4 separate regions of the Mus musculus genome follow, and regions 1, 2 and 4 are each linked to region 3. The links are chromatin loops, found by intact Hi-C in ENCODE. Cell type or tissue: left cerebral cortex. All regions are shown on one strand.

The links. A loop is a pair of places that touch in the nucleus more often than their neighbours do. Peaks named below come from ENCODE experiments on the same cell type or tissue, not always from the same donor. Only the 100,000 strongest peaks of a DNase experiment are listed, where the experiment ranks them.
Region 1: a loop joins it to region 3, with 3 times the contacts of the local background. A loop is called at or near these places in 2 of 42 quality-filtered maps.
Region 2: it touches region 3 in a loop (7-fold over the local background); 7 of 42 quality-filtered maps call a loop at or near these places.
Region 4: a loop joins it to region 3, with 4 times the contacts of the local background. A loop is called at or near these places in 7 of 42 quality-filtered maps.

What each region holds. Positions count from the first base shown.
Region 1 is chr9:121,664,913-121,672,912 of GRCm38, forward strand. Vipr1 (vasoactive intestinal peptide receptor 1) reads left to right here. Exons shown (of 13, transcript NM_011703.4): 8 at 236-296; 9 at 540-609; 10 at 897-988; 11 at 3,522-3,651; 12 at 3,847-3,888; 13 at 4,462-8,000. The coding sequence ends at 4,653. Among named protein-coding and RNA genes, the nearest start is that of Vipr1, 26 kb to the left of the region's middle. In left cerebral cortex, CTCF peaks have their summits at 3,271 (motif pointing right), 3,470, 4,655 (motif pointing right) and 6,631 (motif pointing left); DNase peaks (open chromatin) are centred at 2,248, 2,501, 3,153, 4,684 and 1 more place; H3K4me3 peaks cover 220 bases; H3K27ac peaks cover 3,109 bases.
Region 2 is chr9:121,501,954-121,509,953 of GRCm38, forward strand. The region is part of intron 1 of Gm38661 (a long non-coding RNA gene); the gene reads left to right. Among named protein-coding and RNA genes, the nearest start is that of Cck, 10 kb to the left of the region's middle. In left cerebral cortex, no CTCF peak of the experiment used is centred here; DNase peaks (open chromatin) are centred at 3,596 and 5,018; H3K27ac peaks cover 2,982 bases.
Region 3 is chr9:121,552,845-121,560,844 of GRCm38, forward strand. No RefSeq gene overlaps it. Among named protein-coding and RNA genes, the nearest start is that of Lyzl4, 30 kb to the right of the region's middle. In left cerebral cortex, CTCF peaks have their summits at 4,326 and 4,542; DNase peaks (open chromatin) are centred at 2,974, 4,351 and 5,552; H3K27ac peaks cover 4,581 bases.
Region 4 is chr9:121,492,790-121,500,789 of GRCm38, forward strand. It overlaps Cck (cholecystokinin), which reads right to left and starts at 2,905. Exons shown (of 3, transcript NM_031161.4): 1 at 2,809-2,905; 2 at 1,528-1,743. The coding sequence starts at 1,741. It overlaps Gm38661 (a long non-coding RNA gene), which reads left to right. Exons shown (of 5, transcript XR_001779325.2): 1 at 1-988. In left cerebral cortex, CTCF peaks have their summits at 1,422 and 3,511; DNase peaks (open chromatin) are centred at 1,421, 1,574, 2,347, 2,919 and 1 more place; H3K4me3 peaks cover 3,793 bases; H3K27ac peaks cover 3,752 bases.

The DNA.
Region 1 (8,000 bases), 110 kb after region 3:
AAATCAGAAAGAAAACAAAAAAAACTTAAGTGGTCACAGACCCTCAGGCATATATCGTCACTAAATCTAAGAGAGTCTTTATATGGTATACATGAACAACTTGAACACTGTAGGTAGAAGCCCTAAGTGTTCTACCCTTCCTTCTCCTCCCCTCTCTTTGGTTCCTTCTCCAAACCCTCTCCATGTGCTCTCTGCTCCCATTTCCTTCTCTTCCTTTCTCCTTTGCCCCTCACAGGAGTGCCCAGTGTGTTCATCATGATATGGACGATTGTCAGGATCCATTTTGAGGATTTCGGGTGAGCTGCTGTCCCTTCCCTTCCCTCTGGCTGCTATCATTTGGGGGTCAGAGTCCCTGGGCGTGATGCTGCTACCAAGGTTTGGCAGGTAGACAGACAGACCACAGCATGAAGCCCAAAGTAAGAGGCTGGAGGAAGATGTGGGAAGTGGCAGATTCTGGGCTTGGGGGCAGAGCCAAAGGCACCTGGGGGATGGGTTACTCTCAGGCTGAGGACTTCTCTCACCCAAGTCTCCACGTTCAGGTGCTGGGACACCATCATCAACTCCTCACTGTGGTGGATCATAAAGGGCCCCATCCTCATCTCCATCTTGGTAAGCCGTCATCTCACTGCTGAGCCCAGAGCACACAGGAAATGAGGGTTAGGTCAGAAAGGAGCCTCAGGTTTCCATCAACCACCCCTGCATCCAGCGTTCCCCCTAGAGCGGGTAAAGTAGAGGGCGGGTCCTCAGGGATGCAAAGGAGAGTCCCAGATGATTTGCCCCAAAGGGAAGAGCCATCAAGAGGTACTATGGAGGGGTGGACAGCACCGGAGAAGAAAACAACCTACCCCAGCTTTCTCTCTCTAAGTGACCAACATCGCGGGTTTGTCATCCAACAGGTGAACTTCATCCTGTTTATCTGCATCATCCGAATCCTGGTTCAGAAGCTACGGCCACCCGACATTGGGAAGAATGATAGCAGCCCATACTCGTGAGTGTGGGCCCAGCAGCCCAGCTCCAAGCTTCCACCCCGGGTCCTCAGATCACTGCCCTACACATGACCTCACACGCCTACAAGTACCCAGAGCCAGACATTACTCTTCCCCATGGCCAGGCTCAGCATCCCCTGCCCATCATCACCAAGCCCTCCACACCTACATCTGCTCTCCTGATGCTCAATGTCCTTCAGGTTCACACTGCTGCCCTAGGGAGCTTGAAGGGAGTGGAAACCCTGTGCCTGCCTCACACACTGTGCAGTCTGACCTATGCCTGGCAGAGAAGGGAATACAACAGATGCCCAGCAGGAGATGTCCTGGGAGACCCCATTCCACATCGAGGCAACCACATTCAGTATTCCCCACTGATAGCTATCACATCCTTACAGAGATCAGGCACAGGCTGAGAGGTCTCCATGCCTCTGCCCGTGTCACACTCGGGATCCGCAGTAAAATGTTCCCAGCTGTACAAAAGACAGATATGAACTTCCTCAGCCTCCAAAGTTGGAGCACACCACTATGGGCAGGAAGAGAGGAGGCATTTTCTTTCCTTGATGCTGTGACAAAATGCCTGACAGGCAATTTAAGGAAGCAATTAGAAACCGTGCTTTAGCTTCTAGCTCAAGGGCACCACTCGTCAAGGCAGAGACTCGGCTGTAAAGCTTAAGGCAGCCAGTCATCCTGCATCCGATCTGAAAGTGAGAGACGAACACCAGCACTCAGCTCACTTTCTCCTTTCTATTCAGTCTGAGACCCCAGCCCACGGGACGGTGCCACCGATAGTCAGGGTGGGTCTTCCCACCTCAACACCATCCAGAAATCCCCTCTCAGATATGCCCAGAGGTTTGTCTCCTCCGTGATTCTAAGTCCTGCTGGTAATTGATATTAATCATTGCAAGGGCCGTAATTCACTGCTTGAAAAGAGGAGGGGCACTGGGAAGGCCAGCAAGTTTCTATGGAAATCAGAGCTTGCAGGCACGTGAAGGAAACATAAAACATGACCGGGGCACCCTTGCAAAGGCCCGAAGAACCTTTACACTCACAGTGGCAATGGAGAACAGACCCACCATGCAGGCCACCCCACAAGGGCCATCCAGTCCTGGGATCCTAGATGTTCTTAACCTGGCCTCCGTTAGGGGAATCTCAGCTGTGGTTGGAAGATTTCCCACTGGAGGAGTCACGAGCTGCTGGATTTGGGATTCTGTTCTGGAGCCCTGTGACGGTCGGGCCTGAGGCTGACGCTTCCTCCCATTCCTGGTGTGACAGCATTCTGTCCCTAGCAGGCTGCATGGGCAGGACAACCCTCTCTTTCCCAGAAGGAGACGTGCGTGCGGGGCTTGCCCACTGCCGGGAGGCAGCACTCCTGTCCCACACGCGCACACGGGTGTCCTTTACCTCAGCGACCTTGTTTCCCAGAAGTCCAGCTGCAACGGGCTAGAATCTGGGGGACAGAACCCAAACTGGTCGTGGCCAGGTCTGTGTGGGTGAGATGGAAAGGAACAGCTGTCGCAGACAGAAGGGGGAGCTGGAGCTGGCAATCCCCAAGGAGGGGCTGTCAGTTCCCACTCTCAATTTAAAGAAAGCCTCCATCTGTCAGACTCTGAGTATGGGATGGGTTCATGGCCAAAGAGGTGTGGCTGGGAGCCAGGCCCAAGAAGGAGGGAAGGTCTAGGTTGCATCTGCATGGGGTGGGATCTCAGAACCAAGGCAGGAGAGGCAGGGGCAAATGTGTTTCTATCCCACCCACATCCACCCTGACCTATTTTCTGCCAGGGAATTAGGAAACTGTGGCCCTTACCGCCTGGACCAGCTGTGAGGTCTGCTGAGTATACACAGTAGAGGGCCTTAGCAGTAGATAGAGGGAGTGCTGGCCCCGCTGGCACCAGGGCAGAGGGAAGACAAGCTGGCCTTTTGGAGCAGGACTCTGCACTGCTAGAGATGCGGGAGGGAAGCGGTCTCAGGGAAAGAGGCAACCCCTAGAGACAGGGCCACAGAGGAAGAGCAGGAGCCACAAGTGTGCACACACTAACTAATGAGCAGGCCTAACAGCGAGTGCTCCTCACCCTCCTGCACACCGGGCACATGTGGCCAGCCCTGGAGCTGGGAAGGCTCCATTCCTAGGAGCTAGTGTCCTTGGAGACACCCACAGCACTTCCGAGGAGACAGCATCCCCGAAGCGTGACATCGCCTCACTCTTCAGCTGGGGACACAGACCAGAGGGGGGGGGGACCGACCGGGAAGTCTTGCCTCCTGAGTCTTACGTAACACATCATACTTGGTGGCCTTCCTCCAGAAGGGGGAGAAAGAAGGGAGTTTAATTCTCTCGTGTGCTTTCCCCAGGCAAGGAGGTAGGGGGACAGGAGAGCGGTATCACTGACAGACAGGGGACAGGATAGAGTGGGCATGCCGTGGGGATGGGGCAGCCACTGTTCATCCTCACAGGGTCTGGTCACTATTGCATTTGGTATACCCACACCCATCTCCCCATGTGGCTATACATACCCACACCCTACCTCTCCCTGTCCCCAGGAGGCTGGCCAAGTCCACACTTCTGCTCATCCCTCTGTTTGGAGTTCACTATGTCATGTTTGCCTTCTTCCCCGACAACTTTAAGGCCCAGGTGAAAATGGTCTTTGAACTCGTCGTAGGGTCTTTCCAGGTATGAACGTGGGCCTGAGGAATTCACCTCAGCTGCCGTGGGCCCCAGATTCCAGTCATAAGTTCTGGATAAGCACCCCCATTGTGCTCAGTGCTTTCCTTAAGCAGGGGTGAAGGGGCTGTGGGGAAGTGGGGTGGGGTGGGTGGGGCTGGGAGTGCCTGCAGTCCTTTTGCCTCACCTCCTCTTCCTCCTCAGGGTTTTGTGGTGGCCATCCTCTACTGCTTCCTCAATGGCGAGGTGAGTGCCTCCCACATCCTGGTGGGCAGGCTCAGGGTCTACAAACCTCGATGGGATCCTGGAGAGCAAGGGCAGTTAAAAGCTTGCCTCTCTCCAGGGTGGTTCTCAGATTGCAGCGCCCTAGTTGCCTACAGTCTCATTTAAAATGAACCTTGATTGACCCTAGGACCTGAGGACTTAAAGCCTGCACTTTTACAAGCCCTGGGTGGGTTTTAGAGCGGGGATACTGTGCGTATCAGAGGTGAAGAATACTTACAGCTAAATGGGTGTGGGTTATTTGGGAATAAGACATCGAGGGAAGGTGCAGTTACTGCCACAAACAAGTGCGTGCCTGGATGAAAAATTGGGGTACACTCCACAGGCAGCACCCCTCTGCCTCCCTATACTGCATTTTGTGACTTTCTGCATCCCATCTTCCCTCTCTCCAAGATCCTGAGTTGATTCTCTGGCTCCCAGCCCTGTCCCAAGCCTCCCAAGATAGCATCCAGGCCTTTCAACTTAAGTTAGGGAACATCTATAGCCTGCCTAACAACGCTGCTCTGGAGACTAACTAACCACCCTTCCCGCCCCTAGGTGCAGGCAGAGCTGCGACGGAAGTGGCGGCGTTGGCATCTGCAGGGCGTCCTGGGCTGGAGCTCCAAATCACAACACCCGTGGGGAGGCAGCAACGGCGTCTCGTGCAGCACACAGGTGTCCATGCTGACCCGCGTCAGCCCGAGCGCGCGCCGCTCCTCCAGCTTCCAAGCGGAGGTCTCCCTGGTCTGACCGCCAGAGGCCGCCAGGCCCCTTCGCACCCTCCCCACGCCAGCCCCTGGAGCAGAGGTCTGCAGCGACGCCGCTGGCTCCAGCCTTTTGTAGGGACACAATCCTTTGCTGCAGCCAGGACCCGGTCCATGCTAGCTGGAGAGCTGGGAGGTCTAACCCTGGAGGATGCAAGGAGGAACCAGCATCGGACTCCACCACCCAAGGCTGCTCTGCCAGTCATGCGCACAACATCTGCATTCACCTCCTGGAAAGCAAACCGCCTGCCCTCAAAGCTTTGGAACTCTGAGGGCAAAAGGTTCCGCCCCGTCGGTGCCTAGAATTCCACTGGGGCGCTCAAGTCGCTTTGGGTTAAGCGTTGCCATTGAGACTCCTCTCTGAGGATGCAGCCCCCTCCCTCCGTTTATCTGCCAGCTCTTCCGGGTGGGTGAGTTCTTCTACCTCAGGCAGATATGGTTGTGACCTGGAGTTTCAGTTTGGGGATCACAGCTGTGTTGCGGTCCTCCCTCAGGATGGAATTGCCCCAGTGAATCGTCAGACCTGGGAGCTCAGGGACCTATCTCTGGGGAGGAGGGGTGGGGAGAAGGCAGCCCTGCCCGTGCTCACCAAGTGACTTTGTCCATCAAGTAGGACCAGTCCACTAGCCTTATGTACAACCAAAGCAATAGCGAGCTGCCGCCTCTGGGCGCTTATCTACACACCAACCACTGCTGCAAGGGTCAGAGGCATGAGCACACAGGCCCCTTGATCCTGGGCCACCCTGATATCACTGGTAGTGATACTGAGTCCTGTGAGAGCAGGTATCCTTTCCTGTTGCTAAAGACTACCTTTTTTACATATTGTGGTCTGCTGGATTCTCTGGGGGTCGCATTACCATAGATGCTATTGCCACCCTCAGTCTCCAGTTCCTGTGGAGAGTGATTATGTCTGACATAAAAGCCTGGGGAGGGGGCAAGGCATCTTATGCCTCCCTCCATCTTTATAGCGATAATGGCTTCTAATCCAAACTGGTGTCAGCGGGCTCTTCTCAGAGCTGCACCAGGCTTGTATGACAATAAACATTGGCTCTAGCAGGCTTGGTTCCCCTAGCCACTGTGGGTCTCCTGCTTCTTCTAAGCAGCTGTGTCACCTCTGCTCTAGTGAGAGATGACCCTTCTGGCTTTGGGCAGGAGCCCCACACAAGAGCCTTTGATTCACATGTAAATGTGAAGAGGTTGTGACAGGGGTCCGTTGTGACCCTCCCTCCCCTAAACCCATCTGGGAGGAGACAGATTCTGCCTCAGACCAAATCAAAACAGCCAACAGAGCTGTCACAGCCAGCAAGGGTTCGACATCATTCCTGAAAACACAGCAAACAGGAAATGCAGCAACCAGGTCGCTGCTGCCTAGGAGCCAACCAAGAGGGCTCAATAATGGAGATTCCCCAGCACAAGTGAGAAGAGGCCAGTCTGGCTAATGGAAAGGAGTAGACAGAGCAGTGGGGCAAAGCAGGTGACATTGGTTGGTCAGTGAGAGACAGCTAGCTCCCAAGGGTTTGTGCAAACACACTTGTGTAAACTTGTGGGTGTCAGGCTGGTGTAAAGAAGCCAGCATGGGCTAGCAGAGGTTCAAACCTGCCTGCCATACCCCATTCAAAGGCTGCTGCACCCAGTACCAACCCCCTGCCTAAATGAATGGGACCAAGATTTCCCCAGCAGTGCTGTGTTGTGGCACCAGCGTAAGGCGCAGGGCCCTGGGAGAGCAGCAGTTACCAGCCAAGAGGACAAAGTGAGTAAAACTCAAAGTGTGTTCAAGAGAGGACGAGCAGAGTTAGGAGGTGAGAGGCTAATTGGAGGGCATTTCGGAATAAAGAGAGACTTGGGAGGCTTGGGTGAGGAGCTAAGAAAACTTGTGCTGGCATCCTAGGTTAGTGACAGCCCTGGGACTTCCAGGACACCCAGGACCTTTTGGCAGGCGAACTCATCTCTATCGCCATCTAGTGGGCACTTCAAAGACTTGACCAACTTTGGCCACCTTAGGGCTTCCTATTGTCAAGTAGGTCTCACCCTGGGAGACAACCAACAACGAAAGCATGGCTCCATTACTGAGCTCCCAAGAGTGGTGTGTGGACCATACGTAAGGCTTGCCCCACACCTCGCCCTCAGGCCAAACCACTGGCCCCTTGTGAGTCTTGCCTTGACCCAAAAGGACCTGATGGAACCCAGCCCCTGGTGGCTCCTTAAAACTGAACCCTACCCACAATCTCCAAGGACAAAGGCTAGTTAGCTGAAGCGGGTATGGACAGGGATCCGTAAATCTGAGTCCAGAGAAGGTTCGTTCTGTGGGAAAGGCTTGTTCACAGGCAGTCCTCCCACTCAGGACACAGCCTGTCGGAAGAGACTGGATTACCGGCTAGCAGAACAGCACTGAGGTGTTTGAGGGCTGGGAGTGGTCCTAGAATCCCAAGGGAATGTGTTGGGTGTCAGGGACACCCAAGTTTGGGGGGCACTTGCCAGTAGAGACAAAGAGAAGGTCTATCCTTCCGATGAGGCTGAGAGATGGGGAGTGGTTAGTTAACACAGAGAAGGACCCAGGTCTGGAAAGGGTGCCAGGCCATCCACAGGAAAGAGAGGAGGTGAGACAATGGCCTGGTTTGGGACCAGGTGCTGAATGTTGTGTCTGCAGGGTATCTGAGAAGAGCCCCTCTAAGGCGGTTAGAAATTACAACCTAAAGGGACAGAGGGCAGGAAGACCAAAGCAGTCCCTTTGGAAGGAACAGTGAGTGTCCGGGCAAGTCCCCAGGCACCCCATGGGGTGTGCTGGGCACAGTCTGGAGAGGAGACTGACTCAGCCCCTCCATCCTAGCTGCCACACAGGGTCTGTTTTAATGAGCAGTGGCCAGCTTCCCTACCCCCATGTGGGAACAAGAACAGCTCTTATCTCTCTGGGGGAAGGGGAAGGGGCGGGACCACAGCTGGCAGTCATTAAACACCCTGCTCTAGGCAGGGATGGCCAAGATATTAATAGCTTCGGGAGTCTATGGCCCCAAAGACTTGGCCTCCCAGGAAAAGGACAGAGCAACCGCAGCAGGCCAGAGGGATGCGTCAGGAGGCCATCTTGGCAATGCCCCAGCCTCCACACAAGGCAAATGGGATAACCAGAAAATAGAGAAGGAAAAGTCATTGTAGAGGCAGATGCTGAACCCAGCTTTCCAGAACCCCTGGTCGTGCCTCAGATATTCTATATCTTGTCAAAGATGGGGTCATTTGGCTGTGCCCTACCTGGAAACACAAAAAGAGTCGATCCAGTTAGCAGTCCTGATTCCGTCTTGACATATTGTTTATCCTGTATTTTTGCATTAATTTTGATAT
Region 2 (8,000 bases), 51 kb before region 3:
AGATGACCTTGGATGGATCCCAGAAATCAGGACTGAGGGAAGAGGCAAGGGAGAAAGAACCAGTACACGTGAATAGTGAGTTCTTTGCTTCTGGACTCTGACATTCCCCTTGGAAAGTAGCTCACAGCCACCTCCTTGACAGCCAGGAAGGCAGCCTTGTCTGTTAGTCATCTAAGCTGGTAGGACAAAACACCATAGACCAGTGGCTGAGCAGAAAGTGAGTTCCTGGAAGCCAGAGGCTGGGAATTCCAGGACCAGAAAGGTGTGGGACCTGCTGAGGACTCTGCTTGGCTACAGCTACCTGCTGTACCTCAGGTGACAGATGGAAGTCTGTTTTTTTATTTTTTTATTTTTGTTTTATGATTATGAGTATTTTGCCTGCAGGTATATCTGTGTGCCACGTGAGTGCCTGGTGGTTAAGGAGGTCAGGACAGGATGTCATATGGTCTGGAACCGAAGTTACAGATGGTTGTGAACCGCCATGTAGGAATCAAACACAGGTCCTCTGCAAAAGCAACGAGTGCTCTTGACAGCTGCGCCATCTCTCTGGCCCAAGATAGTCTATTCTTAAAGGGCACATTTCACATTAGCAGAAGCATCCGTGACCTGGTCACTTCCAAAGTGCCCCCCCCCACTCAGTATGTCAGTGGGGAGGGAATTTTAAAACATGGTCAGTGCTTGACATAGAAAACTCCCACAAGTTAGAAAAGCTTTCAGTTGTTCATGCCAGGTGTGCTGATGGACACCCACAGCCCCAGCATTAGAGAGACGAAGCTGGGAAGATCGGGGGTTCAAGGTCTTCCTTGCCTATATAGCATGTGTGTGTGTGTGCGTATGTGTGTGATCATGTACATGTGTGTGGCCAGCCTGGGTTACACAGCCTGGGTTACATGAAACCCGTCTCAAACAAAAACAACCACAGAAGCTTATTTTGTTGTTTCCCTGGGATTTCTATGAAGCTGGTGTGGAAGCGAGGAATCCTCAATCTGGGGAGACTTTGAAGAGAATCCAGTTCATTCAAGCAACAGTGAATGGGGAAAACCCCAGGGAGAGCCTGTGAACAAGTTCCTGGGAGAGCGGTACCTTCCACCAAACCTTCTGCCAAGCTGACACCTGAGCAGGATGACAGTGATGGTGTTGAAGGTCCAGAGCCCTGTTATGTTTCCGCTAGGCCATCATTCAGAGCCCCATTCATCTCACCCACCTCCCTGCATCTGACCTAACGTCCTTGTGACTGACAGGTAAAAATACTTGGGGTATATTAACCTGACCGACTTCTAGCTTCCACCAACCAAAGGCTAAGGATGCCATCAGGTAGCAGCCGAGGTCTATGCAGAAACTTTCCTGCTTGGCTCTGAACTGCCTACCCAGTGTTCCCCAGCAATGCGTCTGCAGTGTTTGTTCTGACACTGTGATCTGAATCTGCATTCCCTAGACAGAGCCCAGAGCCCGTGGTCATTCATCTTTGCTCCAGAATAAACCCTCTCTCACGTCCTTGAGGACAGAACAGTGTTTTTACACCCACAGGTGTAACGGACAGTGAGAAGGGGACACATATGTGAGGCTTGTTGTGCTGGGGTACAGGGAGGGCAATATGTAAATGTTTTTTATGTCCTTGAGGGAAAGAGAGAGCCGGGGTGCTCACCGTCTCCAGCCTGCCCCCTCTGAGAGCAGTCTCTAGGGTGTCCATGATCCAGCTCTTCTGAGAGACCCATGGCTGCAAACAACTGGGAGGAGGCACAGACATTGCCATTCTAAGGCCTGAGGGGCATCCGAGGGACCCGGGGCAGAACAGCCTCACCTGTCTGACACTGTAAATGCAGTGTTTATCAGATTTTACCTTAATTTCCCATAGAGCTTAATGTATAGAATGTCCTCAGTACCTATTTCTTTTATAGAAGTGTTTCACCAATGTGTCCCAATACAGGAACAGTGACTTAACCATTCTGTGGGTTAATTTTTAGCCATCAGCTTGGTACAACCTCAAGTCACTTGGGAAGGGAACCTCAACTGAAGAATTATCTAGAGCAGGTTGATCTGTTGCTATGTCTGTGGGGATTGTATTGGTTATTAACGGATATGGGAAGACCAAGTCCACCATGGGTGGCACCATTCCCTAGGCAGGGATCCTGAACAGCGTAAGCATGAAGAAATTGAGCCGAGCACAAGCAAGCAATGGTGTGTGCATTGATCTCTGCTCTTGACTGTGGATGAGCTGTGACCTGCTTCAGGCTCCTGTCTTAACTTCCCCTCCACACCCCTCCACAATGGACCATAACCTGAAATTGCATGCCAAATGAACCCCTTTCTCCCTAAGCTGCTTATCATTAGGGTGTATATATATATATATATATATATATATATATATATATATATATATATTCACAGCATCAGAATGAAACTGGAACAGTTATCCATTGTAAGGCTTGTGTCCTTCTGAATAAGACATTTAGTAGAAGAGTTATTAAAGCCAAAGGCAGACAGCAGGAGGGTAGGGGCTCTGAGGAGTGGTCAGGCCCCAGTGCAGAGTAGGGCTCCCTGATTACAGGTCTCAGAGGAAGGGAGAGGTTCCAGCCTAGCTCTGCTTCAGCCTGGCTATCTCTGATTCATAGGTGGCATCTCCATTCTGGGAACAAATACTTGGCTGACACGTAGGGAAGTAAGGAAGAGATGGACCCATGTGTGGTGGTTTGAATAAGAATGGTCCCCACAGGCTGATACATTTGAAATCTTCGTCAGTATAGGAAGTGGGACCATTTGAAAGGATCACAAGGATTAGAAAGTGTGATCTTGTTGGAGAAAGTGTGTCACTGTGAGTGGCCATTGAAGTTTCAGAAGCCCATGGTAGGCTCAGTGTCTTCCTTCACCAATGGATTGGATTATAACTCAGTTACTGCTCCACAGCACCCACCTGTGTACTGCTAAGCTCCTTACCACGATGACAATGGACTAAACCTCTGAAACTGTGAGCAATACACAGTAAAGTGCTCTTGTTTATAAGAGCTGCCTTGGTTGTGGTGTCTCTTCACCGCTGTAGGACAGGGACTAAGACACCCTCTGTCGGCAGCACTCAGGTGTCCAGACAGGCAGCCCCAGCCTGGAAACTTCCTTAGGGAAGTGAAAATTAAATAAGGGCCTATTATTCTCCTGGAACTGGGGGGACATGTTAGGGTGTTTGAGGCTCACAGGTGAGGGATTTGCAATTATTTTACAGTGCCCGAAAGAAAGGTTAGGACGGGTAGGCATGGCCTGATTAGTCCTAAACTTAACAACCTAGGCTGCTCTTTAGGGCAGGCCTGAAACTGCACAGAGCCACACACTGTTACAAACCAGCAGCTGGAGAAGAATGTGCACATGAGTGTGCATACCTGTACATGTGTGTGCTCGAGTGGGTGTGCATGTATGTGTATGTGTGTGTGTACATGCGTGCGCGCGTGTGCATGTGTGTGTGTGTATGCACATGTGCATCTAGGCAATACTTTCACCTGGGACATGGGTGAAGGAAGGAGTTTATTAGCTTCTGTGGGGATGGCTGGCAGCATCCTGCCTCCAGATGGGTGAGGAACTTCCGGCTGCCGTACCCAGGGCTGCCAAGGACTTGCAGAGGAGTGAGAGAATGATTTTTGTCTGCCAGATTGTGTTGCTTATGTAAGAGTTTGGAGCTTGGAGTCAAGAGGAAAAGGAGAAGCTCAGCCTTTGATTAAGAATCTTGGTTTTATAGTCTTGCTCCCTGCCTCAGTTTGTCAAGCAGACCTGCGGCTGGGGAGGAGGTCAGAATCCTGGAGAGCTTCGCTGCCTGCTGGCAGGAATGACAGTGCTCTAAGGGAGACCTGGGTTGGCAGGAATGACAGTGCTCTAAGGGAGACCTGGGCTGGCATGAATGAGAGTGCTCTAAGGGAGACCTGGGCTGGCAGGAATGAGAGTGCTCTAAAGGGGGACCTGGGCTGGCAGGAATGACAGTGCTCTAAGGGAGACCTGGGCTGGCAGGAATGACAGTGCTCTAAAGGGGGACCTGGGCTGGCAAGAATGACAGTGCTCTAAGGGAGACCTGGGCTGGCAGGAATGACAGTGCTCTAAGGGAGACCTGGGCTGGCAGGAATGACAGTGCTCTAAAGGGGGACCTGGGCTGGCAGGAATGACAATGCTCTAAAGGGGGACCTGGGCTGGCAGGAATAACAGTGCTCTAAGGGAGACCTGGGCTGGCAGGAATGACAGTGCTCTAAAGGGAGACCTGGGCTGGCAGGAACGACAGTTCTCTAAAGGGGGACCTGGGCTGGCAGGAATGACAGTGCTCTAATGGGGGACCTGGGCTGGCAGGAATGACAGTGCTCTAAGGGAGACCTGGGCTGGCAGGAATGACAGTGCTCTAAAGGGGGACCTGGGCTGGCAGGAATGACAGTGCTCTAAAGGGAGACCTGGCCCTCTCCCTTTAGCTCTTAAGTTTTGAAATAATGGACCCCAAGAAATCTGAATGTTCCCAGAGTCTCATGTTGAGAGAGTTAGGGAAACCTGAGTCCCTGTTCCCAAGCCATGGCCACTCACGAGGTGAGAGCTGTGTCTTTCATTGACAGGATAAATCTTTAGTGGATCAGAAGCCCTGAGGATGGGAGAATTTGCATTTTCTGCCATTTCCCCAAGTACTGCCGTTCTCTGAACAAAGTCTGATGTCAAAACAATGCTCAGGGGAGGGAGAAGAGCACAGAGGCTCTCTGGAAGCTCTCAGTTTAGAAAGGCATCCCAAGGCTCCCAGCCACTCATCCTCCATTCTGACTCAGTTGAGGTAAAGGAAGAGAGGGATACTACACAAACCCCTCAAGTCCACCAGAGCTCTAAACTCTCTGGCTATTTCAGGCTCCTGGTGGACGACCCTTTGTATAATAAGATGCTATTTTAAAAGCGAAATTATGGATGTAAAGAGCAGGAAAGGGAGTGTAGCTACTTCTTGGCAAGTCTTGTTACTGCAAGAGGTGCCAGGCTGCAAAAGGAGACGCATGTGCTGTGCTACAGCCGAGAAGATCCAGAGCCAGGAGTGGGTGAGTTTGCAGCCGGAGCCCTGGGATTTACAGGCAGTCTGCCTGCCTGGAGAGGACACAGATGGGCCTAAAGAACCCGAGAGAAGGTGCTGCTGTCTTCAGAGATGTGGTTATATTTCTTTTTCCTGGATATTTGCTTCCAGGCTTTAGAAAGAACCTCACCACACTGTGAGTGGGAGAAAATGGTGGTCACATGCAGGCCTGCATTCACGACCCTAGAGGCTTCGGAGCCCATGAGTGCCCTACCACAGCTCTCCCCTATAGGTTGGCCTGACTTCTATGGCCCCGTGACTCCCAGTGTGCTCTTTGTTGGGAGGAGCCCAACATACTATACATAGAGGTAAATTTCAGCTTTGGGGAATTGATACCCTTCCACCTTCCCCATGGTGGAAACCTCCCTTTCTTCTTGGGCACTACCTGAGACCGTGTTGTAGGCTAGACTTGAACTTTGAGTGTGAAGTGTCCTTTGTAGGCTAATGTGCTTGAACACTCGATCCCAGCTGGTGGCACTTTAGAAAAATTAAATTAAAAAAAAAAAGGGTTGGTTTGTTCATAAACAGGATCTTATGAAGCCCAGGCTAGCCTCAAACTCTACGTGTAAGACAAGTTAAAAAAAAAAAAAAGAGTCAAATAGAAAGTGTGTATTGCTGGCCAGCAACTGCTTGGAGAACTTGCCCAAATCATGCAGTTCCAAGCCTCATGGTCTTTGTCTTTTATGAACAAAACCACATTCTGTTTGGCGTACTTCTGTTAGCAAGAAGCAAAGCTACAGAAACCAATAGGCAAGGTTAACACATTCAGATGTTTTCCTGGAACTTGTAGCTATCCACCAGGTCTTTGATGGATTAGGTCTTGGTTTCCATTTTGGCAGGTGCTGGGTTCTAAGGTCAGAATGGTATCTCCAATGGCAACAGATATGCTAAGGTCTGGGAGTCTATTTCAGGATGGCCTTGAACGTTTGTCCTCTGGCCTCTACCTCCAGAGGGCTGGGATTGTAGATGTGCAACACCATCACTGGTTTCTATAAAGTTGAACCTGGGCTTTCTGCACGTTAGGCAAGCACTCTGCAGACGAGCCTGCATCCTCAGCTTTGACTAGAGTTAAGAAGCCTGGATCATTGGTGCGTGTTTCCAGTGCTCAGAGTCAGGAGATATTATGCTGACCTGAAGTGTGGATCCCACAGGACCCACCTAGAGTCCAATGATTGCCCTGTTCTTGTTTCTAAGAGAGTTCAGGTATTGGCTTCACCCTGGCAGTGCAGACACTTCCAGCAGTCAGTCTGAGACAATGAGCCTGCGCTACCTCACCCGGATGGAAAGGACATAGGTCCAGGATGCTCTCAACTCCCCAGCAGGGTGTGTGCTGAGTGGAAGGGGAGTCCTTCAGAGTGCCCACACTTTAATTATTTCCATTTATGAGAAGTGTGCTTTGGGGACAGCACAGTTTGTAAAACTAGGTCAAGTAGCCGACTGATGGTGATCCCACTGTGGAGTGTGCTCGAGGTTGTCAGGATGGGAACAGCAATCACAAGACCTTTTGTGAGAATTGATTTCCTCTGGATACAGTTTTATGGCATGGGAGTACGTGTGTGTGTGTGTGTGTGTGTGTACCAGATTTTTGTCATTTAAAAAATGTCACATTTAGCATTTTTGAAGCAAGGACATGTTCTACAATATGACACTTCACAGTTGCTGGAAACTAGCTGGCCTGTGATTGTCTTTGTCTTGATCTTGCCTATTCAGACTGGTGTCCCTTCAGCTGGGGGCTTGTATTAGTCTGGGTCCTTTAAAAATGCTAAATGTGACATTTTTTAAATGACAAAAATCTGGTACACTCTCTCTCTCTCTTTCACTCACACACACACACACACACACACACACACACACACACACACTCCTATGCCATAAAACTGTATCCAGAGGAAATCAATTGATTGGAAACTGATCCAACCATATATATATGTTTGTGTATATGTGAATATATCCATATTTATTTGTCTTAGTTAGAGTTTTACTGCTGTGAACAGACACCATGATCAAGGCAAGTATTATAAGTATTTAATAGGGGCTGGCTTATAGGTTCAGGGGTTCAGTCCATTATCATCAAGGCAGGAGCATGGCAGCATCCAGGTAGACATGGTGCAGGAGGAGCTGAGAGTTCTACATCTTCATCTGAAGATTGCTAGTGGGAGACTGACTTCCAGGCAGCTAAGGTGAGGGTCTTAAGCCCACACCCACAGTGACACACCTACTTCAACAAGGCCACACCTCTAAATAGTGCCACTCCTGGGCCAAGCATGTACAAACCATCATATTCCACTCCCTGGCCCCCATACGCCTGTTCAAACATATGAGTCTATGGGGGCCATATATAACCATAGCACAATTTAAAAAAGTACATTTAGTTCAACTTCCAAAGTCCACATAGTCTTTAGTAGTCTCAACAATGTTAAAAGTCCAAAGTTCAAAGTCTCTTCTAAGATCCATCCAGTCACTTAACTGTAATCCCCAAAGCAAGACAAGAAATCAGCTGGGCAAACTCCAAACTCTGCATCTCCATGTCTGATGTCAAAGTGGTTTTCAGGTCTCCAACTCCTTTTTCATCTTTGTTGACTGCAACAAACTTCTTTCTCCTGGGCTGGTTCCACTCTTGTTTGCAGCATTCCTTACCAGATATCCCACAGCTCTGGCATCTTGAACATCTTGGGGTCTCCACAGCAATTTCAATGTTACAGCTTGTTTCAATGTCTGGGATCTACACAAGATCTTCCGGGGGACCTCCAAAGGGCTGGTGTCACTTCTCTAGCTCTGCCCTCTGTAGCACTCTAAGCTCAGGTTGATCCACGCCACTGCTGCTGCTGTTCTTAGTGATCATCCTGTGGTACTGGTGTCTCCAAAATTCTGGGGTGTTCCACTCCAAATAGGCTTCACCAATAGTCTTTCATAGGTTCGCTTCATGGTGCCAAGC
Region 3 (8,000 bases):
ACTCGTGGGTACAGGAGTATCTGAACTCTTCACAGAAATGGGGAACATATGTATGTATATGTATGTGTGTGTGTATGTGACTATGTATAGTGTGTATGTGAGAGACAGACAGAGACAGAGACAGAGAGACAGAGACAGAGAGACAGAAAGGGTTGCACTATGTAACTTTGCTCTAGCTGGCCTGGAACTCACTATGTAGACCAGGCTGGCCTTGAACTCACAGAGATCCACCTGACTTTGCCTCATGAATACTGGAATTAAATAATTAATTAAATAAGTGTGCCACCATGTCTAGAAAGTTTGTTTGTTGGTTTGTTTGTTTTTATGTCACTGGGTGTTGAACCACTAAGCTACAGTCCCAGCCCAAAACTACTGTTTTTAAAAATCTGAGAGTAGAGAGAACAGTGTAACAAATATCTGTGAACACAGCTGAGGAACGCTGCCTTTTGAAATGTTTCTTCAGGCTGAACGCAGAAAAGACAGGGGAAACCACCTGTGTGTCAGGGCAGGCTGACTCCTGCTTGGCTGCCACCCTCTGTTTCACTGGAGATCGGCATGCCAGGCCAGGTGTGATCACTGGTGCAACAGCAGCAGAAGTGTGAGAGTGCAACAATTTGAGGCTCCAGAGACGGGAACCCAAGCTTGGAACTGTAGGCCAGGGCAGAGCTTTGTGGTTCAGAAATCCCAGGCCTCAAGGAGAAGCTGATGATGATATCTTATTAAATGGACATTCCCTCCTCGGCACTTATGCTTGTAATCTCACATTACCGCTGCTATTGCCTTAGTCGAGGGAAGTGTTTTCTAATAGGAGGGTGCCGCAGAGACTCATAACTGACCAAATTGCAAGAATAAGTGATTGTTGCTGCAGCACAGCATCTCTGTGCCTGTGCATGCCGCACCCCTCCAAAGCTCATAGAAAAGGGACAAGAAAGAATGTAGGAGCCAGAGGAAGGAAGGACAGGGTCTAGCTATCTCCACTGACTGTGGCCGTCTGTGGTGTCTCAGAGACCACTGAGCCGCAGTGACAGCAAGAAAGTAAACAATAAAGTGACCACTACATGTGGGGGATGGGGGTGGAGCAGAGCAGGTCACTAGACACTGTCCAGGGGGTCCAGCTGTTTCTTTCCCTTCAATATGAAAATATTTTTACAAAAAGTATTGCCTGTTCAGTGTGTAACATTTATAAAATCAATCAGTCAAACAAACCAACCTGGATTACCTACAGTCCCCTGGGATTTAACTGCGCTCTCCTCAAAGGCACAGAGCACAAGAATCCTAAGACCTAGGCACATTTCCATTTACAGTGTGGGCAAACAGAGGAACCAAACAGGTAAAGAGTTTGCATAAGACCACTTCCTACAAAGAGTGGAATGCATATTCCAGCAGAACACTGGAACAGTGAATTCCAGAACCTTCTTTTGTGTTCCATTGTGTTTTGGTTTGTGGCCGCAATAATGAGAGGGGCTGGAACACCATCTGTAGGATACCCTCGGACCTGCTATTAACTAGCTAACGAAGTGCCAGGTTTATGTTCTGTGTCAGGGGAAGGAGGGTAGGATAAGGGCTCCATCTGAGGATCACTGAGAAAATGAACATGCCACAAACTGAGAAAGTTTGGGCGCCTCCAGCATACGTGTTCCCTACAGTGTTTATTATGCTTCTCTCATCTTTACAGAGAAGACCCACAACAGTCTGCAGTTTTTTTAGCCTGCTGCTTTCCTTCTGTAACCTTGAGAATACTTGTACATGTAGTAAATGATTCCCAGGGGATGAGTCCATGGCTCAGCTGGAGGAAAGCTTGCAGCACAGCCCTGAAGACCTGAGTTCAGATCCCACATACTAATGTAAAAGCCTGGAGGGTCGGTCGCCCACGTCTGTAACTCTAGCCCTGGGTACAGAGACAGGTAATCCCCAAGCCTGTCTAGACAATCCCTGAACTCTGGGTTCAGTGAGAGATGCAGCCTCAGAAGACAAGGTGGAGAGAGATAGTGGAATAGTTGACACTGACCTCTGACCTCCACACATACGAGTACAAATATGCGCATGTGCAAAAATGTACAGGTACACATGCACGTGCCACACACACATGCACACGTTACATAAATAAGAAAATGCATAAGTACATAATAAAGAATTTTATTTTATTTAGATAGTATCTTCTTATTATGAGGGGTTTTCCTTCAAATTTCTCTCCCTTTGTCAATAATTTGGAGGACCTCTTTGTAAATGAAGGTGGCACGATAGTTCAGTCAAAAGGTGTGGGTGTGTTTAAGACTTTTCAGGTTGGAGCAAATTTCTTTCTAGAAAGATCTTCCATCCTCCAATAAGTGTACCAAAAATATCAGTTTAGACACGTATTCACTTGCTGTCCTGTGTATTCTTTTTTAAAGCATAAGTAATGTCTTCCTTATGGTTTATTGAATCCTTCCAGTGCCCCCCCCCCTTGCTGGTCCCTTTGTGAATCGTCTCTGATTCCTTGCCCGTTCATCTATTTTTTTACCAATTTGCAAAGTCTCTGTTCTGTTTTAATGAAAAGTTTAAATTCCTGGTGCAGCTGTCAGAGATGCTGGTGGCTGCAGTTCTCTGCAGAGCTAATTGTTTTAATAAGTTCTGCTAACGACCAGAAGCTAATGAAGATACAGATCTGATGGATGAAGCCCAGAAGAGCTGCGTAATTAGAAGTTTCCTCTCCAGATCAAAAGGGCCAGCTATATTTGTCTGCTTGACTCCCAGCTCCGCCCCCTTCCTCCCCTATTTTAATAACTGCTTTCAAATATATCATCCTACTGGTCTTGGCCAAGTGGCGGGAAGACATTTTGTGTCTGGCTGTTATGTAACTCTCCAATTAATGTAGGGTCTTGCTTTCTCTTGATTTCATACTTTACTCTTCTTGTGGAAGCTTCAAGCCTCTTTGGCTCCTTGCTGCCTAGGCTGCCTCCAGGATGCAGAGTGAAGCGGTCTCTTAGCAACCAGGGCTCTGCTTATAGAAACAGAAACCTCAGCTCTGGCCAAGAGGAAAATCACCAGTCGGAATGAAAAGTTTTAGCTTTGAACCATGGAGCAGCCAAAAGCACAGTCCCAAGTGAGCTGCTGAGATGCAGTAGCTTACGTGTCCTCCCAGGGAACCCCAGGTTCTCGGTGGGGGCAGGCGCTGGATACAGAGCTAAGGGGAGGACTTTTGAATCCCCTGCTCCCCATACTAACAGGTGATGGGGTCTGAGAAGTAATATGTAAAGCCACCCAAGAGGTCCCACAGTGTGAGGTTGGTGAGTGACCCAACCAGAGGTGTTCTGCTTCTGTCAATCACGATGGGGTGAGGGGGCAGATAGAGGCGGGGACTAGTTGGAGCCACTGAGGGTTCTCCCCAGGGCTCTGCACTGGCCCCTGCAGTACTGCAGTAGCTGCCCCAAGGTTGGATGCTATTTGTTTTTTTCTCTAGTGTTACGGTGGTTCCCTCCCACACTATAGGAACCCAGCAAGGCCAACTCTAGGTCCACAAGGCCAGCTCTAGCTCAGGTGAGGCGGAGAGCTGTTTGTTGTTGTTTTTGTTTTATTGGCCACACCACCAGTGTTTGTTACTTTCCAGTGACATTTCCTGACTTTGAGGATGCAGGTCCCTGTATGGTCTACTCTGTGGCCATGGCACCAACTTGGGATCTAGAACCAAACTGAGCTTTAAAGGGTTGCTAACTATTCAATGGACAGATTAATAGCCATCTCTCCTAGAATCTTAAAGAAGAAGAATGTATAATAGAAACATTTTTTAAAGGCTACTTTTTTTTATTCAAGTAACTGCAAATAAACCAGAGGGGAAGTCCCAGGGTGGGATGAACACTGGCTCCCCACAGAACAAGGGGAGGGAGTCCTACACCCTTTCCCATCAAAGTGGGCCCTCCTAATAGGAACATTTGTAATTGGTCTTCTGTTTCCTTGACCTTGGATGGGACATGACCACTGTTTTATTTGCTCCGTCCAAGAATGAAGGTGGGTCTGGACTCGGCCATGGATCAACGATCACTGGGAAAATCTTCAAATGAAACATCTGTCCGTCTTTCTGTGTAAGTGACAGGATCATGTCAGCCCATGTTCCTGGATTCAGTACATACAACCCGTGAAGCTGAAGGCCAGCATGAGAACACAGGAAGCCAAGCCCATGAGGTCACCAGAGGGGAGGGGAGGGACTCAAAGTCAAACCTTCAGCTGGTGAGTTCTCTAATCTTTATCGGGAGACAACAGTTTGGGGGATCGTGGCTAGCCAGCAGGACAGCCTGCAAGCTGAATATCTGCATTCCAACTTCCTACACAGCCTGGTGGTGAGGACAGCACACCATTCGTGTGCCAACCTCCACATTCACACAGACTGCTGGTCCCTGCCCAGGAGGAGTCTTAAAATACTGGTGCTGCTGGCCTCTGTGGGCTGAGCTGGCTGTCATGGTATAATCAACCCGAGAGTTACAGCATCTTGACTTATAGTGATAATTGCCTTTTACATACAGTGTTATATAGCTGGTTCCTCCAACTTGAAGCACTCTCTTCTGGAGAGAGGAGGGAAGACCAGAGGACTCAGGAAGTGAATAAAACTTAAGTCCCAGGTAGGAAGCAAACCCAATGAGGAAGCTGTAAAAACCCAGGAGACTCTCAGGGCCTCTCCCCAGAGCTACACGGGTGGAGGCGGCAGCGGTCCTGGGAGGTCTAGGATGCAGCTTTCACAATCTTCTGGTTGATTCTGGGCTAGAATTAGGACATCAAACCTAAATGCTGGGAGCTGGCACAAGTATCCCTTGGAATCCAGAGAAGTAGGTCAGGCTCTAGACATCTGTCATCAGCTGTTCTGGATCCCCCAGACCCTGGGTTGGTTCCTGGGTTCCAGCTATCATGTGGGAAGTCAGTTTTCCCTGTGTCTAGATGACCTGGGCCAACCTGGGACTGTGTGGGTGAGACTTACTCACTCTTTTCAAGGCACAAGGGACTTTATAAAGGCCAGAGGATAGAGCATCAGGCAGGACTCAGGCTGAGCAAGTCAAGTATTGGAATTCCTGCTGCAGTAGGGTCTGAATGGTTCACTGGTGTTCCTCCCCAGATTAAACAGACAAAACTTACAAAAAGAGAAAAGGTTGGGCTTTGTGGCTTCGTGGCTTCGTATAATGAGATGAGACACCAGCCTGCCATCATCTTTACAGAAAATCACCCAGGAGAGGAAGTTCTGACATTCCCCTCAGGGCTTTCCTGGGGTTTATAAATGTGTTAACTGATAATAATAGCTATCATTATTGTAATGATAATTCTCATTACTGCTATTAAACAAGTCCCTTGTCTTGAGAGCAGCGCATCCATGTTCAACCTGCGACTTATGTCTGTTTGAACCAAAACCACACTGAGACAGAGGTACTCAGAGGCGCCTTCACTGGCTCAGGGTTGCCAAGCAAGCAAGAGAGAGCTGCTCTCCAAGGCTCAGGGCACTCTCCAGAATGTTCTCAGGGGATGGAAGGAATGTAAGAGCCTCGGGCTGGGAAGGAGCCCTGTGAGATGCTGCCATCTGGACAGAGTATGGTGGTGGCGATCATGAACAGGCAGCTATGGACACCTACACAACATCCCTTCAACATTCCCAAGGGAGTGGGGGAGGTACGCAACATGCCCCTCCCAGTGGAGGAGCTGGGAGATGTCAGGGCCAAAGGAAACCCCACTTCACCAAATTCTGGCAGTTAGACAAAAGTCAGCACTCCTCAGAGACTTGTGACATGGGTTCCTCTCTACCAAAGGGAGCTGTTCACTGGCAGAAGGGACAAAAGCTTACCTGCCGTTGCCTATAAGCACACCAAAGCACATGCTGGCCTCCAGGCTCCCTCGGTAACACAAGTACCTGCTACACATTTTAGAGCTCATGCTGGTCCTGGCCTGCCCTTCCTTAAACTTCCCCAGCTCACAGGCTACCCTCTCTTGACTACTCATTCTCCTTATAAGCCTGCTATTTTGTTTTCTCTCTCTCTCTCCTTCACCATTCTTAGTTCTCTCTCTCATGCTCTCTCTGTCTCCTCTGTCCACACTTTCTCTGTCCCTCTTTCTGCCTCTCAGGTCCAAGCCTCTGGCCATGTTCTGTCTACTACATTCTCTGTCTGCTCTGAACTCTCCCAGATGCCTCTGGCTGTTCTCTCCCTTGCATCTACAATACAAACCTTCCCCTTAAGCGTACCTTGGAGTGGTCATGTCCCCAGTCTATACAGGAGATGCTCCTGTTAGTATGCAAGTAACAAAAAAAAAAAAAAAAAAAAAAAACGATTCAGACTGGAAGGATGGCTCAGTGGTCAAGAGTGCATGCTGCTCTTGCAGAAGACCTGAGCCCAGTTCCCAGCACCCACCTCAGACAGTTCACATCCACCTGCAACTCTGTCTCCAGGGACCTGACTCCCTCTTCTGGCCCCAGTGGCACCTGTACTCACACACACACACACACACACACACACACACACACACACACACACACACATATGCATGTGCATAAGAAAGTTTTTAAAATCTTTTATCTAAATCCAGTAAAGCACTGCTCACCTGGAATCCCAGCACATGGGATGGAGGCTGAGGCAGGAGGATCATTGTGAGTTTGAGACCAACCTGTAAGTTTTTAAATCTTAGGCCAGTCTGGGCTGAAAGTGAAACAGAGTCTCAAGCCAAGCAAAAACATTGTGCATCTCCAGCTTGTTGTTGTAACCTCAGATTGTGCATCTCTGACTTGTTATTGTAACCTCAGATTGTGTGTCTCTGGCTTGTTATTGTAACCTCAGATTGTGTGTCTCTGGCTTGTTATTGTAACCTCAGATTGTGTGTCTCTGGCTTGTTATTGTAACCTCAGATTGTGTGTCTCTGGCTTGTTATTGTAACCTCAGATTGTGCGTCTCTGGCTTGTTATTATAACCTCAGATTGTGTGTCTCTGGCTTGTTATTGTAACCTCAGATTGTGCGTCTCTGGCTTGTTATTGTAACCTCAGATTGTGTGTCTCTGGCTTGTTATTGTAACCTCAGGCAGCTTCTTCAGTTTCTTCATCTGCAGAGTAGGTACAGGGGTACCCACTGACAACATAGGTACCAAAAGCCACACCAAAAGGCTGCTTTGCCTTGAGGGCCAAAAGCCAGTCTGTCAAATGAGGAGTCCATGTGATCCTTGTAGATTCTGGTTTTGTTTTCCAGCTTCCTGAGTCTCCACAGCAGGCTTTTATAGAATGTGCAACTGTCTCCCTGTCTCTCTTATGGCCAGAGATTGGAGCGTGAGAAATGGAGATGTGTGGGTAGAGACAAGGAGCTTCAGGAGCCAGTGAGATTCGAGCAGGGTTGTAGGGTCGGCATCACAGTCATGAGGTTGTGCCATGTAACATGATCTCCCACACACACAACCTTTGGAAGCAGGGAAGTGAACTGTGGATGCTCACAGAAGCATGCTGGGTCTTCAGCTTCTCCTCCCTCCATCAGCAACGATAGAAGTGTGAGCAAAGGCATTGGATGCTTTCTTTTGCATTTACAAGTTTTATTTTTTATTACGTTAGATCTTGGACATATTCACACTTGTACATAATACTGGTTAGTTGCCTGAGCCCCAGCAGTGGACAGGCCCGATCTGACACAGACCCAGGGAAGGTCACGATCACTATGACATTCACAACCCATCTCCCAGCATTCTAGTTCTTACATTCTTTCTGCTCCCTCTTCCAGAATGTTCCCTGAGCCCTGAAGGGATGATGTAAGTGTATTACTTAGGGCTGAGTCCTCAGCTGTCACTTTTCCTCAGCACCTTATGCAGCCACGAGCGAATGTTCTTATTCAGCACTGTTATAAAGACAGAACAAAAAAAAAAAAAAAAAAAAAAAAAAAAAAAAAAACTCGGCCAATTAAGACCAATTAGACAAAACACACTGATCACACTCTCCACTGAGCCAACTGGGAGACACGCGAATGCTTTCCTCACTGGATTGTTGGAAAGATTTAATGAGGGCAGGGCCTGGAGGTTG
Region 4 (8,000 bases), 60 kb before region 3:
GAGTGGTCAAAGAAGAGAGCTCAGAGGAGCTTTCAGCTAGGACCTCGGCTGGAAAACAAAAACACCCCCTCTCCACTGTCATGTGTGGGTTCTAGGCAATAATTCAGCAACCAGGCTTTCTGTTGCTAGAACTGTTTGGAATAGTCCTAAACTTAGGCAAATGGGCTCTAGACTGACTGCTCAGTGAAGTCTAGAATACTTCAGAAGGGGCTGCTGGTGGTCTACACCAGAGAGTGGATCCTACATGAGTGATCAGAGGGAATGGAGAGGGGCATCCCATGTTTCCAGGTTTTCTCATTATTCAATTATCTATCTGTCCATCTATCTATTTGTCCATCCATCTCTGTCTGTCTGTCTATCTATCTGTCTATCTAATCTCCCTCCTTTCCTTCCTCCCTCTATCCCTCCATCCTCCTCTTTCTCCTCTCTGTTGAATTAGCAAGAAAATAACCTAGAAAGGGGAAGCTGTAGTGGGAGTTCCTAAACAGGAAGAAAAGTAAGAAATCGTTTGATTTCCTCTGGTATTATCTTCATGTGAAATTCTAGGAGACTCAACCAGGAGGTCCAGTTTTCCCTCACCAGTCAAGCCAAATGCAGACAGGTCGACAAGCCATGGGCTGTTCAAATGCGGGCAGGAAAAATTGGGTTCGTGAGCTCCACAGAAAGGATGCCCACCTCCTGTGTTTTAATCCAGCTCTACTGGTCCAGGTTAACACCCAACCAGAGGTCACCATCCATGCCACTGCGAATAAAGTCAGAGATGAAAGCTGTCTCAGGGGCCAGCCACGAGCCACGACTCCTGAAGGCTACCCTCGGAATTCCAGAGCTGGGAGGGGATCTGGTTCGCTCTGCTCTCATCTTTTCTCTACAATGAGAGGTTTGGGCACAGAAAGAAACATTCAAAGGGCAAGGCGCAGAATCGCCCATGGGATTCATGGGAAAGGCCTTCCAAAGCGGAGAAGCTCAGCGTTCCAACAGCTACAGAAAGGTAAGATAGAACTCTCCCTGTGAGGTCAGCCCCCTGCTTGCAGTCAAGGGGACGCTCTTGGCCCTTTGACCCTTTCCTCCTGCTCTGTACTGGGGGAGAGGTGCACAAGGCCTCCGGCTCTTTTCAGATCTCAGGCTGTCTCAGCGCCGACCCACTTCCTGCCTGAGGGGTTCCCAAGGTCAGAGCCTGGTGGCCCCCAGCAGAAGCGATAGGGCGGATCTAAGGAATCTTACCAGCACTTGATTATTATTATTTTTTAATGTTGTCCTAAAACGGTTTTATATTTCATCCGAAGACAGTGTCAAAATCAGTTCAGAAAAGGGTCTGTTAGCCGGCTTCCCTTACCAACGAGGTAAGCCCTCCGCCCACCTCCCCTGTGAACACCGCCTGTCTACTGCTCAGCGCTGTGCAGCGTACCTCAGGGAAGAAAAGTGAAAATTTTGCTCCTTGTGCGTCCTCTGTTTCCTCCTCCCTGCCAGTGCTGAAAGGATCAAGATTGGAGCCGCAGCAGAAGCCTGACGGGGAGCGGACACCCTTACCTTTGCGGACCTGCTGGATGTATCGCGCTAGCAGTGCGCCCAGGCGCGCTCGGGGCTCGCCGTCCGTCCGGAGCACAGCCCGCAGCTGCCTTCGGGGCGCCTCTTGCGCCCGCTGCTCCACGGGGTCCGTAGCTTCTGCAGGGACTACCGGCTGCGCCAGGGCGCCAGCAGCTAGGACTGCCATCACCACGCACAGACATACGCCGCTCTTCATGGCTATGGGAAGCAAAGGCGAGGAGAGTGAACCAAAGACTGGCCTCAGCGTGCTCCAGCCCAAAGTCCCGCACACAGAAGTCGGCTGAGGCTGAACATGGGGGCTGCAGCCGGGTCAGACTGGCTCAACCGTAGCCAAGCGAAGTTCCTAGATGCGCCCTGGCCACCGCGATAATTTCTGCCTGGCTTTTGTGTTATCCACACCTGGGACCTGGGAATCCCGCAGAGTCCCGATTTTTCTGCCCTGATCAGAAGCAGCGTTTCCTCTTGCTTTCCTGAAGTTCCAGGACGCCTTTGTAGCTCATCTCTCTTCTAACCAGAAAAGCAGAATGAAGCGTGTGTGTGTGTGTGTGTGTGTGTGTGTGTGTGTGTGTGTGTGTGAGAGAGAGAGAGAGAGAGAGAGAGAGAGAGAGAGAGAGAGTCAGAGAGACAGAGAGAGACACAGAAAGACAAACGGACAGACAAACACGGGGAGGATACTTCTGGAGAGAAATGTGAGAGATTAAATTTATTCACTACATTAAAAATGTCAGGACACTGGGAAACGCCGTTTTAAGTGTGGGCCCATAAAAAGAAGCTGTATTTATATAGATTCTTCTGCGTTTTACGGGAAGTCACTATACAAAGCAAAAGCCAGAAATCTGTGCCCAGTCCTCAGATGTGGCCAAAGCCCTGCTACACTTGAGAACTGAGCAGATGGGTGCTGTATCATAATGATGTGTTTTTATTCCCCAAAGCCTTAAAATTTTTTTAATGCAGCATTTAGAAAATGGGCATAAATCTTTAAACCTCTAGGTAGTTTCTTTTAAATGATTGCAAAGTGCTCCGAACAGCAGAGAAACCCTAAGAGTGGCTATTCCCAGCCTTGCTGTAAACAGAACATACAACAAGTCTCTCCGCAGCAGTACCCACCCAGATGCATTTTAAGGCTATTTCTGACTTCAGGAAATCTTTCTAGCTGTCAAGGGAGGGAAGGCACAGAAAAAGGAAAGACTAAACAGCAAGAGGTGCAAAGCTGCAGGCCAATATTCTTCACACTCAAGATTGTTGGATCAGCCAGCTACTTACCTTTGGATGGGGAAATCAGCTGGCTTGGCGAGTTCCAGCGGAGAAGGCTGCAGTCCAGCTAAGTTGAGGGCAGGCGGGAGGGTGACTGCTCTTAAATAGCTCCTCCCGGTTCGCAGCCAGTCATCTGTTTACCCAGTGCTGACGCAGTCCAGCAGGACACGTGCTCAGAGGCAGCCACTGGAGGGACCACCGATTGATGTGGCCCTCCGGAGAGAAGGGAAGCGTCCCAGTGAATGAGGATAGCCCCTCCCAGGGGGGCACTTTGCATGGGTCTTACTCTTTATCTAAAGAGCTTCCTTCCCACCTGTTCGGCGCCTGTGCAGAGTCCACCTCAGGGAGGGTGCCACCTCCACTCTCGGTGAAAAACAGGAGTTTATCTGCAATGGAGAAGCTGACCAAGTTCAGTGAGCTTTGGGGATCAAATCCTTCAAGGAAACTGGGGGACCCTCACAGGCTGGGTGTCAGCAGATGTAATCCTGGTGTGTTCTCTGGGACCACCTCAGACCTGAGTGGGCTCTCACAAGTAAGAGAGGGAAATCGGGCTCCCAATTTTTCAGAACTCAATTGCAGTTGGCATCCTGGATTCTATTCTTACACAATTGTAAGATCGGGTGCAGCTCCTGCCTTTCTGCGAAAAGCCTCTGGGAAAAAGATTTGTAATTTCTTTCCACGACGACTTCCCAGGGGCCTATCATCTACTGATGCTTTTGGTCGTGAAGTGGCGCCAGAGAGTGTCTCAGGCACTCCCAAGCTCTGGCTGGCTGAGCCATGCGGGCTGGGCTCGCACCTTCCCAAGAGCTCAGATCACCCTTTCCAGTCTAGTCCCTCTAAAGTTATGGGATTTCGCTGGGTGATGAGGATCTTGGCTGAGAAAAAGACTCTTACCAAGCAAGAAGGAGAGAGGGGGCTCTCTCTGCTGTAGTGCGCACAATCCTGCAACCCCCAGTTCTCACATAACAAAGTGATTATCTATGCCCAGGGTGCTAGAATTTGCTGAATCCCTCTAACCCCATTCCACAGAACACATACTGAGGAAGCCCCACAGCAACCTCCTTGCTGCTAGCTTGTAACTTGGGGTCACCACCAGCCAGGGCAACCATGCCCTCAACCCTGTCAAGCTAGGGTGAATGGAGAAAGGGTTAGAAACTCTTTCTAAATAGAAAAGGCACACAGTTTGGGGACTTCCGGCTGAGGGGGACTATGAGAAACAGCAAGTGATGCCAAGAGTTTAGGTTCATGGTTGTGGCTCTAGCGGTGTCTGCAACCTAGAGGCAACATGTTTTAAACAGCAACAGATTAAATGCTGTGGGGTGATTTCCCGCACAAGACAGCTCAGGTTGTGGGAATGTATCTGTGACAGATCGAGCATGTCCGGAATTGTGGATAAAGCAGCTGGGCACAAGGCTGTTCGATATGGTCAGAATCCACAGGCGCTGACTTCCCTGGGTCGGTGGCTGAGATATGGACGCTTAGCTGCCTCCTTCCCTCCATCGCTTGCCTCAAGATTTATGAACTGTGCCCAGCCCCTGAGGATGCGGTGTGACCAAGACTGGACAAAATAAATACCCACACAAATAAACACCTTTGGGAGCCGGGGGCCTGGAGCTGGAACTGGGAGGCGGCTCAGCCAGTGAAGTGCTTGCCTGCAAGTACAAGGAACTGAGTTCAGATCTGCACTAATAGCCAAGGGCGGAGTAAGGATTTCCACTGAGTCTGGTGGTGACATGGAGGTGTCCCTAGGGCAGACACGGGAGACCAGGACAGGTTAGGAAGACAGGAGATGGGAGGGCCATTGAGGAATGAGGACAGATTTATAGGAAGCCTAATATGCTTTTGTGAAATTTATTCACTATCATGAAATGTAGCAGACACTATACGAGTCCTAAGTGCCTACAATAGAACATCCGAATAGCTAGAACAGTAGACATAAGCAGAAACTTCCAGGCATGGAAGCAGCATCTTGCTCTTCAAGAAACCCAAAGGTACTCCGTGTCTGGGGCTGACTGTGAAGTTCTGGGCTGAGAGACAAGGGTGGGTGGGAGTGTATTGGCCACAGGGGGAGTTCAGAAGAAAACACACCAACTGGTGTGTGTCTGGCGGGGCGTGGGGGATGAATCCAGGTTATGGGTGGACAGCTAGAGAAGGTTGTGATCTCAAGTCCTGGACAGAGGGACACTGGAGGTACAACCCAAGACTCTTTCTGTAGATGGTGGCTTCCCACCTGGAAGCTGTAGGAAGAGACTCAAAAGGTGGGAAGCGAGGGAAGAGAAAAGGCATCTCTGCCCAGATTCCCAGGTGTGACAGCCAGAGGAAGGAACGGGAGAAGGGTCCAGCACCTGACCACAGGCAGGGTCAAAGGCCAGAGTAGAAAAGCCACCAGGAGAAGCCAAAGGTGTCAAGGACAGTTAGAAGCTGGAAGAAGGTGGCACAATGGACTCTTTATTTAATAAAATATTGTAGCCATGGTTTCTTCATCTTCCCTGGGAATTCTGGGTAGGACTGATGGAAAATAGGTGGAGCCTGGATTCTATGGCCATAGTGATTCAGTGAGGTTCCTCCAAGCAGCTGAGGCAAGAACAGTAATTTTGTTTTGTTTTGTTTTGTTTTGTTTTGTTTTTCGAGACAGGTTTTCTCTGTATAGCCCTGGCTGTCCTGGAACTCACTTTGTAGACCAGGCTGGCCTCGAACTCAGAAATCTACCTGCCTCTGCCTCCCGAGTGCTGGGATTAAAGGCGTGCACCACCATGCCCGGCAGGAACAGTAATTCTGAGTATGACCTTTAGCAGCAAGAGAGGCTGGGGCTTGCGTTTCTCTTGTATTAGTTTAATGCCCCTGAAGCAGTTGATTTTTGAGACAATGTCCTTGCTCTATGTTCCTCTCCCCACTCTAATTTTACACACACACACACACACACACACACACACACACACACACATATACACTGGAACTCCACTTCTCTTCCTTCAAGCTTTATTCCTATAAATGACGATGTTGCTCCCCAGAGGCCTAACCTAAGCCAGTAAGGATGGAAAAACCCAGTTCTGCAATGGAACATTCTAGAAACTTCTGGAAACTTCTCAAAGGTCCTTTGCTCCAGCAGTAACCCTGATAGCATCTCTAACTAGCTTCTCCTGGTCCTCACTTCCTCACTTCTGTTCCCTGAGATCACCTCTCGCCCCATCAGTCTCATCTCAGTATAACCATGCTGAGAACACCAGCTGTCTGCAGGTGCCGTAGAGGGTCACGGTGAACAATATACACATCCACTGTAGCAGGAGAGATGTGGAAGAGAAAGACAGCAAGCAGGGAAGATAAGTTGCATGTGTGATGGTCCTGGATGGGTACACGGAAGTGGGCAGAGGTTGGAGATGGCTGGGTGGCAAGTTTGCTTGAATGCATAGGAAGGCCTGCTGGAGGACCCTTCTCGGGGATCTTTGGTGTGTGAGCTCCCTGTATGCTTAGAAGGGAAGGGGGATAGCTTATCTGCCCACATAAAGAAGGGGTTGTGTCTTGGTTGTGGGTTGTATTGTGTTTCATCTGCTGAGAGATGGTAGCAGATTTGTTTGAATGTGAGATTCTCTCTCATGTTAGAACACTTGGTCCCAGCTAGTGGGGTTGTTCTGAGAGGTTGTGGAACCCTTAGAAGCTACAGCCTTATGGGAGAAAGTGGCTCATTGGAGCAGGCCTGGAGGTTGATTGCCAGGCCTCACTTGCTGTCTTGGCTTCCTGTCCCACGGAGGTGTGAGCAGGTAGGAGGTCCAGCCCTATTCTGCTGCTGTCACAAAGCTCCCTGCTGTTAGTCTTCCCCACCATGATGGCCTGTCTCCCTTTAACCACAAACCAAAATAAGTCCTCCCTCGAGTTGCTCTCTGGAACAGGATGAAAAAGGTAGTGTCCACTATGTAGTCTCCACTGCGCCCCACCCCTGCCCCAGACTCCACATTAAGAGCCCAGAACTCCTCCTTGGTGGACCCTTTCTGTCCCCAATGGAGGACTGCCAACATCTTGTCCGGATGTTATATTTGAAAGGAAAAAGTAACCTTGTGCTCTGTCCGTCCAATGGACGATTGTGAGCATTCACTTCTGTATTTGCCAGGAGCACAAGGTCCCCAATGAAGGAGCTAGAGAAAGTACCCAAGGAGTTGAAGGGGTCTGAAGCCCCATAGGAGGAACAACAATATGAACTAACCAGTACCCCCAGAGCTCCTTGGAACCAAAACCACCAATCAAAGAAAACACATGGTGGAACTTGTGGCTCTAGCTGCATATGTAGCTGAGGATGGCCTATTCGGTCATCGATGGGAGGAGAGGCCCTTGGTCCTGTGAAGGTTCTATGCTCCAGTATAGGGGAAGGCCAGGACTGGGAATGGGAGTGGGTAGGTGGGCTGGGGAGCAGGGGGAGGGGGGAGGAGATAGGGGATTTTCAGGGGGGAAACTAGGAAAGGGGATAATATTTGAAGTGAAAATAAAGAAAATATCTAATTAAAAAAGGAAGAAGTGACGAGGAGAAATCTGACTGTTGGCCGATTTGGGAATCTAGGAATTTAATTCTGGTTTTGGTGATTAAAATGTTGAAGGACAAACTGGAGAGATGGCTGAGCAGTTAAGAGTGCTTGTTGCTCTTACAGAGGAGCCAGGTTTGCTTCCCAGAATCCACATGGTGGCTCACAGCCAACTGTTACCCCAGTTGCAGGGGATCTGACACCCTCTTCTGATTCCTCAGGCACTGCATGCATGTGCCACCCACCCATCCATCCATCCATCCATCCACCCATCCATCCATCCATCCTTCCATCCACCCACCCATCCATCCATCCATCCATGCAGAACACCTGCATACATAAAATAAGACAAATGGATCTTTAAAAAATTATAATGTTAAATGATATCTCATTCAGTGCTGGGAAATTCATGACATTTTCAACAAAGGGCTTTTCCAGTCATGAGAGGCCTCTCAACAACACGAGTCCATTTCACAGTGTAGGAAGCTTAGTGAGGCATCGAGGGACAAGCAGGAACCTGATTTATTATTCATTGGATTTCTGCTTGCCACCGCTCATCCTGTTTAGTGGAGGTCAAGAAGCTGTCTGCTGTATCCACGAAGGCATCGGTTTTAGGAAAGGCGTCTGTTTTAGGTCTTGAGGGCTTCTTTTCTCCTGAACGTATTTTAGAAATGGTAATTTGTTGTGTGG